Regions from separate parts of the Homo sapiens genome. Here region 1 is linked to region 2. Evidence: chromatin contacts called from ENCODE Hi-C or POLR2A ChIA-PET data. All regions are on one chromosome and are shown on one strand. The core of a region is the stretch at or near the end of the contact, and the rest is flanking DNA. Distances in the headings are between cores, read along the strand shown. Region 1 overlaps TRIP12 (thyroid hormone receptor interactor 12). Region 2 overlaps FBXO36 (F-box protein 36).

Region 1 (5,292 bases), core at 1,752-4,251, 98 kb after region 2:
ACAGAAAAGCTTCAGAGATAGAGTTCTCCTATACTCCACATCCAGTTTCTGTTTGTGAAAATTTTAACATTAGTATGGTACATTTGACACAACTAATGACCCAGTATTGATACATTATTACTACCTATACTTTATTTGAATTTTCTTAATTTTCACCTAATGTCTTTCTGTTCCAGGATCCTATCCAGGGTGTCACGTAACATGTAGCGAATGACTTTTTAAAACTTATGCTTTTTGAGGCATTTATTTCTGATTATAAAGTATAGAGCAATTGTTAAAATTTGAATAAAGAAAACTAAGAATCACCCCCAATTTTGCCACCTCATATAACCACTATAAACATTTTTGTATGTAGTCTTTCCTTCTAGCCTCTGTTTTAATAATAGCAGATCATATTGCTTTTCCTTATGCTATTATATGATGAGCATCTTCCTGTTGCATTATTAGTTCTTCATTAATGTGCTTTATATTTACTTAACCATAATTGTTAAAATCTTTCCCTTTTTGTCAGATTAAAATTTTTTTTTTTTTTTTTTTTTTGGAGATGGAGTCTCACTCTTTCCCAGGCTGGAGTGCAGTGGCATAATCTTGGGTCAGTGCAGCCTGTACCTCCTGGGTTCAAGCGATTCTCCTGCCTCAGCCTTTCAAGTAGCTGGGACTACAGGCTCACGCCACCATAGCTGGCTAATTTTTGTAGTTTTAGTAGAGACAGGGTTTCACTATGTTGACTGGGTTGGTTTCAAACTTCTGACCTCAGGTGATCCATCCTCCTTGGCCACCCATGCTGGGATTACAGGTGTAATCCACCACACCTGGCCAGAAACTATTGTTAATAATCCTTTTTAAAAATGCTAGCTTTGTACTCATATCTGTGAAGCCATGCTTTTTTAAAAAGTTAATTTATTTTTATTTTTATTTTTTGATACAGGGTCTTGCTCAGTTGCCCAGGCGGGAGTGCAGTGGCTCCATCTTAGTTCACTGCAGCCTTCACTTCCTGGGCCCAAACTATCCTCCTGCCTCAGCCCTCCTGAGTAGATCAGACTATAGGCGTGCATCACGATGCCTGGCTAATTTTTTTTTTTTTTTTTTTGTATTTTTGGTAGAGACAACATGGGGTTTCACCATGTTGCCCAGGCTGGTCTTGAACTCCTGAGCTCAAGTGATCTGTCTGCTTTGGCATCCCAAAGTGCTGGGATTACAGGTAATGAGCCACCGCGCCTGGCCAAAACCATGTTTTTAAATGAAATTTTCCTCCCTTATCTTTTGTATTACCTTGGAGTATCTTGCATTAACTTGGGATACTTGTAATATCATTTGTATTAACCTTGTGCAGGATGTGGCTCTTTGCTTGTGGCAGCCCAATGGGAAGAGTAAGAAGACTCCTTGTTGTGGCTCACAGGCTCCTACATGGCCACCTCTCTGACATCATCTCCTGCTTTTCTTGCCTTCTACTTGCTCTTCTTGCTCCGTGGAACGTCATCTTCTAGATCTTAATGGCTGTTTCTTCATGCGTAAGGTTTTAGCTCAGATGGCCTTACTTGGTCATCCTATCCATAATAATTCCTTTTTCTGATAGGAACATTTTCACCTGCAAGTAAATAGAAAACTTGACCAACAAGGCCTTAAACAGATTGGGGTTTGTTTTTCCTTGCACGACATGGTTCGTTTGCACAGTGGTTCCAGCAAGGGCCAGGCTCTGTGTGTTTCTGCTCTGCCATTCTAAGCAGCAAGTGGTTCTCACGGTTACTGAATGGCTGTCAAGGCTTGAAGTCATTGTGTCCATTGCATTTGAGTCAGGAAGAAGAAAAGATACTGTTGTGTTCCTATTGTTGTTTATCTAGAAAGCAAAAGTATTCCTAGAGGATGCCTAGCCTGTCTCCCTGTATATCTTATTACTGACAACTGGATCATACTTCTGGCAAAAAAAAAAAAAAAAAAGAAAAAAAGAAAAAGAAAAAAAAACCCGCACACAGTAATGGTATTTTGTACACAGCCAGGTTTAGACCATTGGCTTTTAAATTCTTCTAATATGCAGTCTAATATGAATGACCTACTGTGTGTCAGCACTGTATGTGAAGGCATATCTGTGTAACTGAAGTAAGTTGCATGAGCTGTGCTTAATGATTATGCATGCTCTATTTTCTTTTCTCTGTTTCATTTGAAAGTTTTGGTTAGGACCTTTTAAGTCTGGATGCCCTGAACCTTTTTTGAAGCATAGATTCTTTAGCAGTCTGAAGCTCGTGGATACCTCAGAATAATATTGTTAAATTCACAAAATTAATACCCATAAGATTCAAAAAAACCAAAGATCTCAAAATGTTGGAAGTCTAGCTCTCAAACTGTGAAAGCTGGTATGTAATCAGTAATATGTTTATTAGCACTGTCAGTAACGATCTAGCAGCTTCTCAAAGTAGTTGAGTGTAAAGGATAGTTTGAGGTATCTGCAGCAATTGTAATGTGATATAATATCAGTGATTTCTTTTGGTACAAACTTAAAGGTACCGCCAATAATGCTGTGGTTTGTTGCCTATTCATATGAGAAAGAAATGTTAAAATTCTTTTTTTTTTGGTGGGGGGAGGACGAAGTCTCGCTGCATTGCCCAGACTGGAGTAGAGTGGCGCGATCTCGGCTCACTGCTACCTCCGCCTCCTGGGTTTAAGTGATTCTGCCTCAGCCTCCCGAGTAGCTGGGACTGTAGGCACGACCACTATGCCCAGCTAATTTTTGTATTTTTAGCAGAGGCGGGGTTTCACTATGTTGGCCAGGCTGGTCTTGAACTCCTGACTTCAAGTGATCCACCTGCCTTGGCCCCCTCAGAGTGCTAGAGTTACAGGCATGAGTCACCATGCCTGGCTTTAATTTCAATTAGAGGTTAGTGAAATTATTTCTTCCAAGTATAAGAATCCTCATTATGAACCAGTGGTCTAAATTGATTTCATGCCTCTAATCTTGAAGTTTGAAAGAAATAACTGGCTTTAGCCCAATCATGACTCATCCCTGAGGGCGAGGGAATAGCCTGCTTCCTGGGAGGTTAAAGGCGGTTGTAGCTGGATTCTTTTAGCAGGGAAGAAAGGTGGGGTAGTTGGAATTTGGGTAGGGAACCCTGTCTGCTACCATCTTCTGTCTGTAGTCTCTACTTCTTCTTATCTTCTTCTCTTCCCACTGCTTAGTTTTCCTCACAGAACTGTCTGGTAATTGCTATTTGTCTGCCGACCCTGGTAGAGTGTATATTCCTTGAGGGAAAAGACTGTCTTATTACCTTCCAGTTCCTAAAAAACTGTTCTGAAGTAGGGTAACAGTAAAAATAAAATTCGGTTCTCATTTTTTTTTTTTTTCAGACAGTCTCATTCTGTCACCCAGGCTGGAGTGCAGTGGTGCAATCTCGGCTCACTGCAACCTCCACCACCCAGGTTCAAGCAGTTCTCCTGCCTCAGCCTCCCAAGTTGCTGGATTTACAAGTGTGCGCCACCACACCTGGCTAATTTTTGTGTTTTTAGTAGAGGAGGGGGGTTTCACCATATTGGCCAGGCTGGTCTTGAGCTCCTGACCTCAGGTGATCCACCCACCTTAGCCTCCCAAAGTGCTGGGATTACAAGCGTAAGCCACCTCGCCTGGCCAAAGTGAGCCACTGCGCCTGGCCAAAGTTTTCCTTATTATGTAATACTTTTGAAGGTAGAAAGCATTTTGTGAACAAAATAGAATTTTTAAAAACAGCTTTATTGAGCCGGGTGTGGTGGCTCATGACTGTAATCCCAGCACTTTGGGAGGGTGAGGCAGGCGGATTACCTGAGGTCAGGAGTTCAAGACCAGCCTGGCCAACATAGTGAAACCCTGTCTCTACTAAAAATACAAAAATTAGCCAGGCGTTGTGGCACATGCCTGTAATCCCAGCTACTAGTGAGGATGAGGCAGGAGAGTTGCTTGAGCCCGGGAGACGGAGGTTGCAGTGAGCCAATATTGCGTCGCTGCACTCCAGCATGGCCGATAGAGCAAGACTCTGTCTCAAAAAAAAAAAAAAATAGCTTTATTGAGATATAATTCACATGCCATACAATTCACCTATTTACAGTAGGCAGTACTTTTTTTTTTTTTTAAAGACAGAGTCTCCCTCTGTTGCCCAGGCTGGAGTGCAGTGGCGCGGTCTCAGCTCACTGCAACCTCTGCCTCCCGGGTTCAAGCGATTCCCCTGCCGCAGCCTCCAGAGCAGCTGGGACTACAGGTATGTGTCACCACGCCCACCTAATTTTTGTATTTTTAGTAGAGACAGGGTTTCACCATGTTGGCCTGGGTGATCTCCAACTCCTGACCTCAAGTGATCCACCCGTGCTGGCCTCCCAATTGCTGGGATTACAGGCGTGAGCTACCGCACCTGGCCAAATTCTATTAACTTTTAGGTTAAATTTTAGAATTAATGTTGTAATGTGCTGTCTTCTTAGTTAAAAATCTTATCAACTGAAAAATATCTTAATCATCTGTAGTATGGGACTGCAAATGGAAACTGTTATTTGGATTTCTCTTTAGGAAGAAATACCCCATTGGCAATTTCAATTTACTATTTCTACTTAAATTATTTGAATTTAAACATCTCGTTAACTAGAAAATACGTTTGTTGGTTATGATAGTGTCACTTCAAGCAGGTTAGATAGGAAACAGTTATTGGAAGATGCCAAATTCATTTCAGAACCAAATTCAAGTATAGTGATGACTCTACTTTTTGCGAAACAATTTACCAGGTTTCTGTTTGTTTTTTAATTCCTAGGTTGTAGAAGTTCAACTAAAGCAAACATGAAATGTGTGATGGACTTTTAAGAGCTTCCTTTGTATAACAGTCTGTACATAGTGTGTTAAGTTCTCAAGAATCTCTCCTTAAAAACTTTGAAGTTATTTTGTGCAACTGTGTTTTGAATAAACCCATGTCAGTTAAAAACAAACCAAACAACAGAACTTCCATAGGCTTTCTTTTTGTATGTAACAACTTGTTTTAAAAGACCTATTAGCGCCTTCTATATATTTGGTATGCAGTTTGTTTGGAAGATTATAGGTGTGAATTGTGTATTTGGGTTGTTTTGTCATTTCAGTTGTTTGCATGTTTTCAGGCTTTCCTTTGAAACCTATCCACAGTTATATATTGCTCATTCATTCATGCCCCTAGACCTTTCTGAAGTTGTCTCTTGCTAGAACTCCCTTTTTGCCTCCCATTCTAGACCATTCCACTTCTCTCTTGGGGAAATACCTTATTTTCATGAGTTCTTATATACCAGCTCTTCCTGGAATGTGTATTGCCACCCCTA
Region 2 (5,493 bases), core at 23-2,522:
AGAGGAGCAACTCCCTCCCTGAGGTAAAGAGGAAGGAGCTGGACTGGACACAAATAATTTGGTAATAAACTTGTCCCCCGGAATTTGAAAAGGAAGCCTTTTTTTCATTAATAAAGTAGTTAAATGAAAATAACTTATAAGGTTGGGCATGGTGGCTCATGCCTGCAATCCCAGCACTTTGGGAGGCCGAGGCAGGTGGATCACCTGAGGTCAGGAGTCCAAAACCAGCCTGGACAACATGGCGAAACCCCGTGTCTACTAAAAATACAAAAATTAGCCAGGCACAGTGGTGGGTGCCTGTAATCCCAGCTACTCGGGAGGCTGAGGCAGCAGAATTGCTTGAACCCAGGAGGCAGAGGTTGCAGTGAGCCGAGATGGTGCCATTGCACTCCAGCCTGGGCAACAGAGCGAGACTCTGTCTCAAAAGAAAAAAAAAGAAAAAAGAAAAAGAAAATAACTTATAAATGAAGTGTGTAACAGGTAAATGGAACAGAGATAAAACTTAGATTGACAACAGAAATAAGTGGTTTTCCTTCTTTCCCTGTGTGCAAATAAGAAAAAAAGTGGTTGGCTGGGTGCAGTGGCTCACGCCTGTAATCTCAACACTTTGGGAGGCTGAGGTAGGTGGATCACTTGAGGCCAGGAGTTCAAGACCAACCTGGCCAACATGGTGAAACCCAGTCTCTACTGAAAATGCAAAAATTAGCCAGGCATGGTGGCAAGCACCTGTAGTCCCACCCAGCTACTCAGGAGGCTGAGGCAGGAGAATCCCTTGAACCCAGGAGGTGGAGGTTGCATGAGCTGAGATCTCACCACTGAACTCCAGCCTGGGTGACCGAGCGAGACTCTGACTCAAAAAAAAAAAAAAAAAAAAAAGAAAAGTGGTTAATGTTATGCGGGGAGAATAAAAGCAGCAGCCCTGAGTCATGTTCCATCTTCTAATAATTCTGCTCTGTAAAGATGCTCAGGGCTGAAATCAGCAACCTAGAGAAGACCTACTTCAGAGCACTGGCTAAATTATGGAGAATGTTTTCAAGACTGCACTGAAATAATAGCAGGACACTAAGAGTGAAAGTAATAGTGGAAGTGAGTAAAACTTGGAGAGAAGGCAGCCGCTCAGCGTGAGAAATAACTACCAGAAGCCACTCACTTGCTGCTGTTTCCTATCAAATCCTTCCATTTACTTGCAGGAGCAGAAATTTACTGAAAGTAAATGGAAGGATTTGATAGAAAATCAAATCCAGGCCCTGCAACAGCGCAGAAACTTTTGCTAGATCCCCACTTGCATATTTTATTTACGTAGAATTCTCTTTTCATTTAAAGTATGAATAATCAGCTGCTGCTGCTTCTTTTTTTTTTTTTTTTTTTTTTTGAGACAGTCTCACTCTGTTGTCCAGGCTGCAGTGCAGTGGTGTGATCTTGGCTCACTGCAACCTCCACATCCTGAGTTCAAGCAGCAATCCTGCCTCAGCCTCCCAACTACCTGGGATTACAGGCCTGTGCCACCAGGCCCAGCTAATTTTTGTATTTTTAGTTGAGATGTGGTTTCCCTATGTTGGCCAGGCTGGTCTCAAACTCCTGACCTCAGGTGATCCACCCACCTCGGCCTCCCAAAGTGCTGGGATTACAGGTGTGAGCCACCGTGCCAGGCCCTAATAATCAGCTTCTTATCAGCACCAAGCACAAAATTTCAACTTTAGGATACTTATTTAATGGCAAAAATATATACAATAGTACTTGTTTTCAGCTTTCCATTTTTAGGTAGGAAAATCAAGTAAAAAATATATTTTGGGGAGCTAAATGATGAGAACTTATGAATACAAAGAAGGAAACAATAGATACTGGTGTCTACTTGAGGGTGGAGGGTGGGAGGAAGAGGAGGAGCAGAAAACATAACTATTGGGTATTGGGTTTAATAATTAACCTGGGTGATTAAATAATCTGTACAAAAAAACCCTGTGACATGAGTTTACCTGTGTAACAAACCTTCACATGTATGCCTGAACCCAAAATATAAGTTAAAAAATACATATATATACATATATATATTTGGACAGGAAGGTGGCTCACACCTGTAATCTCAGCACTTTGGGAGGCTGAGGTGGGAGGATCATTTGAGCCCAGGAGTTCAAGAGCAACCTGGGCAACACAATGAAATCCCACCTCTCTTTTAAAAATTAAATATGTGTGTGTGTGTATATATACACATACATATATATATATATATACATATATATATACACACACACACACTCTCAAAAGGAATATATTAAGTACTATAATACAGATTATATTACTTAAGGCCGGGCGCGGTGGCTCACACCTGTAATCCCAGCACTTTGGGAGGCCGAGGTGGGTGGATCACCTGAGGTCAGGAGTTTGAGATCAGCCTGGCCAACACGGGGAAACCCCGTCTGTACTAAAAATATAAAAATTAGCTGGGCATGATGGTGGGTGCCTGTAATCCCAGTTACTCGGGAAGCTGAGGCACAAGAATCACTTGAACCCAATAGGCGGAGGTTGCAGTCAGCGGAGATCATGCCATTGCACTCTGGCCTGGGCGACAGAGAAAGACTCTGTCTCAAAAAAAAAAAAAAAAAAAATTACATTACTTAAAATTATTTTTGGCCAGGCGCGGTGGCTCACGCTTGTAATCCCAGCACTTTGGGAGGCTGAGGCGGGCAGATCACAACGTCAGGAGATCGAGACCATCCTGGCTAACACGGTGAAACCCCGTCTCTACTAAAAATACAAAAAATTAGCCGGGTGTGGTGGCGGGCACCTGTAGTCCCAGCTACTCGGGAGGCTGAGGCAGGAGAATGGCGTGAACCTGGGAGGCAGAGCTTGTAGTAAGCCGAGATCGCGCCACTGCACTTCAGCCTGGGCGACAGACAGAGACTCGGTCTCAAAAAAAAAAAAAAAAAAAATTATGTTTTTTGAGACAGGGTTTTGTTCTGTTGTCCAGGCTGGGGTACAGTGGTATGAACACAACTCACTGTAACCTCAACGTCCTGGGCTCAAGTGATCCTCCTATTCAGCCTCCAGAGTAACTGGGACTACAGGGGCATGCCATGACACTCAGAAATTCTTTTTTTTTTTTTTTCTGAGACTGAGTTTCGCTCTTGTTGCCCAGGCTGGAGTGCAATGGCACGATCTTGGCTCACCACAACCTCCGCCTCCCGGGTTCAAGCGATTCTCCTGCCTCAGCCCCCCTAGTAGCTGGGATTACAGGCATGTGCTACCACGCTTGGCTAATTTTGTATTTTTAGTAGAGACAGGTTTTCTCCATGCTGGTCAGGCTGGTCTCAAACTCCCAACCTCAGGTGATCCAACCGCCTCAGCCTCCCAAAGTGCTGGGATTACAGGCATGAGCCACCGCGCCCGGCCATAACACTCAGCTAATTTTTTAAAAATGTACTGTGGAGATGGAATCTCCCTATTTTGCCCAAGTTGATCTCAAATTCCTAGGCTCAACCAATCCTCCCTCCTCAGCCTCCCAAAGTGCTGGAATTACAGTCATGAGCCACTGTGCCTGAATTAAAATTAATTTTAAAAATAAAGACATTTTATTGCATTATTGGGAAAAAATGTTGGCTTTTTAGATAATAAGATTATGATTTGAATCATCTTGGAAAATGTTGTATGTTCTTTTATAAATGGACATTGCCCCAACACATTACAGCTAAATACCGAGCTAGTCAGGGTTCCTCAGTTGCAAGCAACAGATTCCCATTCTGATTTACTTAAGCCAAAAAGAGATTTAATGGAAAAGTAGTATGTGTGTGATTGTGGGGTAGCATTGGGGGTTCTGGAGTTGAAGGAACAACAGAAGGGTTAGGGACCAAGGTATCTTCCAGGATCCAGGGAGTACAACTGACAAAGGTCACACTGAAGCCTTGACAATGGCTGAAATCAGCACTAACTGTGCTTCCTGCTCTTGGGTCATTCTGCTGAGGATTTCAAGCAGTGAGACAATGCATCTTGTCAGCTTCGGGCAAGGAAGAAAACAGGACACTGCAATGGACAGCCCACTGAAACACACATATTGGGAGACAGGAAATGCAGCAAAGGCTATTACTAGAAGAAATGGAAACGCGGATGTCAGGTTGTCCTCCTTGCCCTATTCTCTCTCTCTTTTTTTTTTTTTTTTGAGTCAGAGTCTCGCTCTGTCACCCAGGCTGGAGTTCAGTGGCGAGATCTTGGCTCACTGCAACCTCCACCTCCCGGGTTCAAGTGATTCTCCTGCCTCAGCCTCCTGAGTAGCTGGGATTACAAACACCTGCCACCACGCCCAGCTAATTTTTGTATTTTTAGTAGAGATGGGGTTTCCCCATGTTGGCCAGGCTGGTCTCAAACTCCTGACCTCAGGTGATCCACCCACCTCGGCCTCCCAAAGTGCCCTATTCTCTTACGCCACTATGCTTCTGCTTGGTTGTTCCTTGACTTGGAATGCCCCCTAACCCAGATCACCTGTCTTCACCAACTTCACCCTCAAAAGCTAGATAAAGTAACCTGCTTTTGTGAAGCCAGGCAGAGAAAATCACTTTGCACTCTCTTTGTACCTTGCATACACATCCCTTGTTGAACTGATCACGCTGTATTATAATTATTTGCATTTACATGAATCTCTACTATAATACTGTAAGTTCTTTGAGGGGAGGAATGTCATTTCATCTCTGCTGCTTGTGCACCTAAGACAGTGTCCATCACAAAGTTAGTACTCAACAAATGATTGCTATGTTAAAAATTTTTTTTAGAAAGCACATGGAAAATTCTATATAGACATAAAATAATTGACCGTTACCTTTGCAAATCTGTGTGATGTTTGACAAAGCCTGGCAATATCTTCAAGATCCAGATAAGAAATGATAGTCAGGAGCAAATCGTCTGAGAGCCGTTCAAGGAAGTCAAATTTACCTTTGCACAAATTGATGACATAGTCTAATATTCTTGCACCAAATATTAAGGCAGTTTGACCTGTAATTCAAAGAAGCCAACATGGTTATCATATACAGTCACATAAAAATTATAATAACAATCAGTGAAATACAAGCTTCAGGGCATTTTTCCCCTGGGAGTGACGTTAGATGATGCTAAGTCATTCCTACTTTCACCGAGCTGCCTTTGGGACTAACTGAATGCATTTTTGAGGCATCTGTTTCCAATTTCTGTCCCTGCCCTGAGATCAGAATCTTTGAGGGACACTCACTGTTTAACACAGTGATTTCTGCATCCCCTTGATCTCATCAGCACCAAACTCCAGTCTATACCACTAACGTAATTGGTCTTGGCATTACCATTGTACTCATGGCCCCTCCAAGCAGGCAGCTATGTGGAGGAAAAAGATGCTGGTCCACGTGGCTTTTCTGCCAGCCCTGCTACTGTCCATTAGTCTAAAACACATTGTCTCCTAATTTTAGCTGACATTTGATCTCTTATTTAACTTATTTTTTTTTTTTTTAGATGGGGTCGCCCAGGCTGGAGTGCAGTGGT

What was found. Hi-C counts contacts between places; a loop is a spot of excess contacts on that map. ChIA-PET counts read pairs that join two places held with the same protein, here RNA polymerase II (POLR2A). Pooled maps may share reads with other maps.
Region 1: a pooled map shows a loop between it and region 2 (2.5-fold over the local background). The contact joins two enhancer-like sites. A Hi-C loop is called at or near these places in 2 of 50 pooled maps. POLR2A ChIA-PET finds 5 or more read pairs at or near these places in 2 of 52 experiments (AG04449 and GM12878).

The regions. Positions count from the first base shown.
Region 1 is chr2:229,899,665-229,904,956 of GRCh38, reverse strand. The region is part of intron 1 of TRIP12 (thyroid hormone receptor interactor 12); the gene reads left to right. Among named protein-coding and RNA genes, the nearest start is that of TRIP12, 20 kb to the left of the region's middle. RefSeq lists a silencer at 3,117-3,317 and an enhancer at 4,109-4,610. Within about 2 kb of position 3,001, at least 3 of the 41 ENCODE cell types and tissues checked have a DNase peak (open chromatin) inside an H3K27ac peak, as active enhancers do.
Region 2 is chr2:229,996,235-230,001,727 of GRCh38, reverse strand. FBXO36 (F-box protein 36) reads right to left here. Exons shown (of 4, transcript NM_174899.5): 3 at 4,805-4,977. Among named protein-coding and RNA genes, the nearest start is that of SLC16A14, 70 kb to the left of the region's middle. Within about 2 kb of position 1,272, at least 2 of the 41 ENCODE cell types and tissues checked have a DNase peak (open chromatin) inside an H3K27ac peak, as active enhancers do.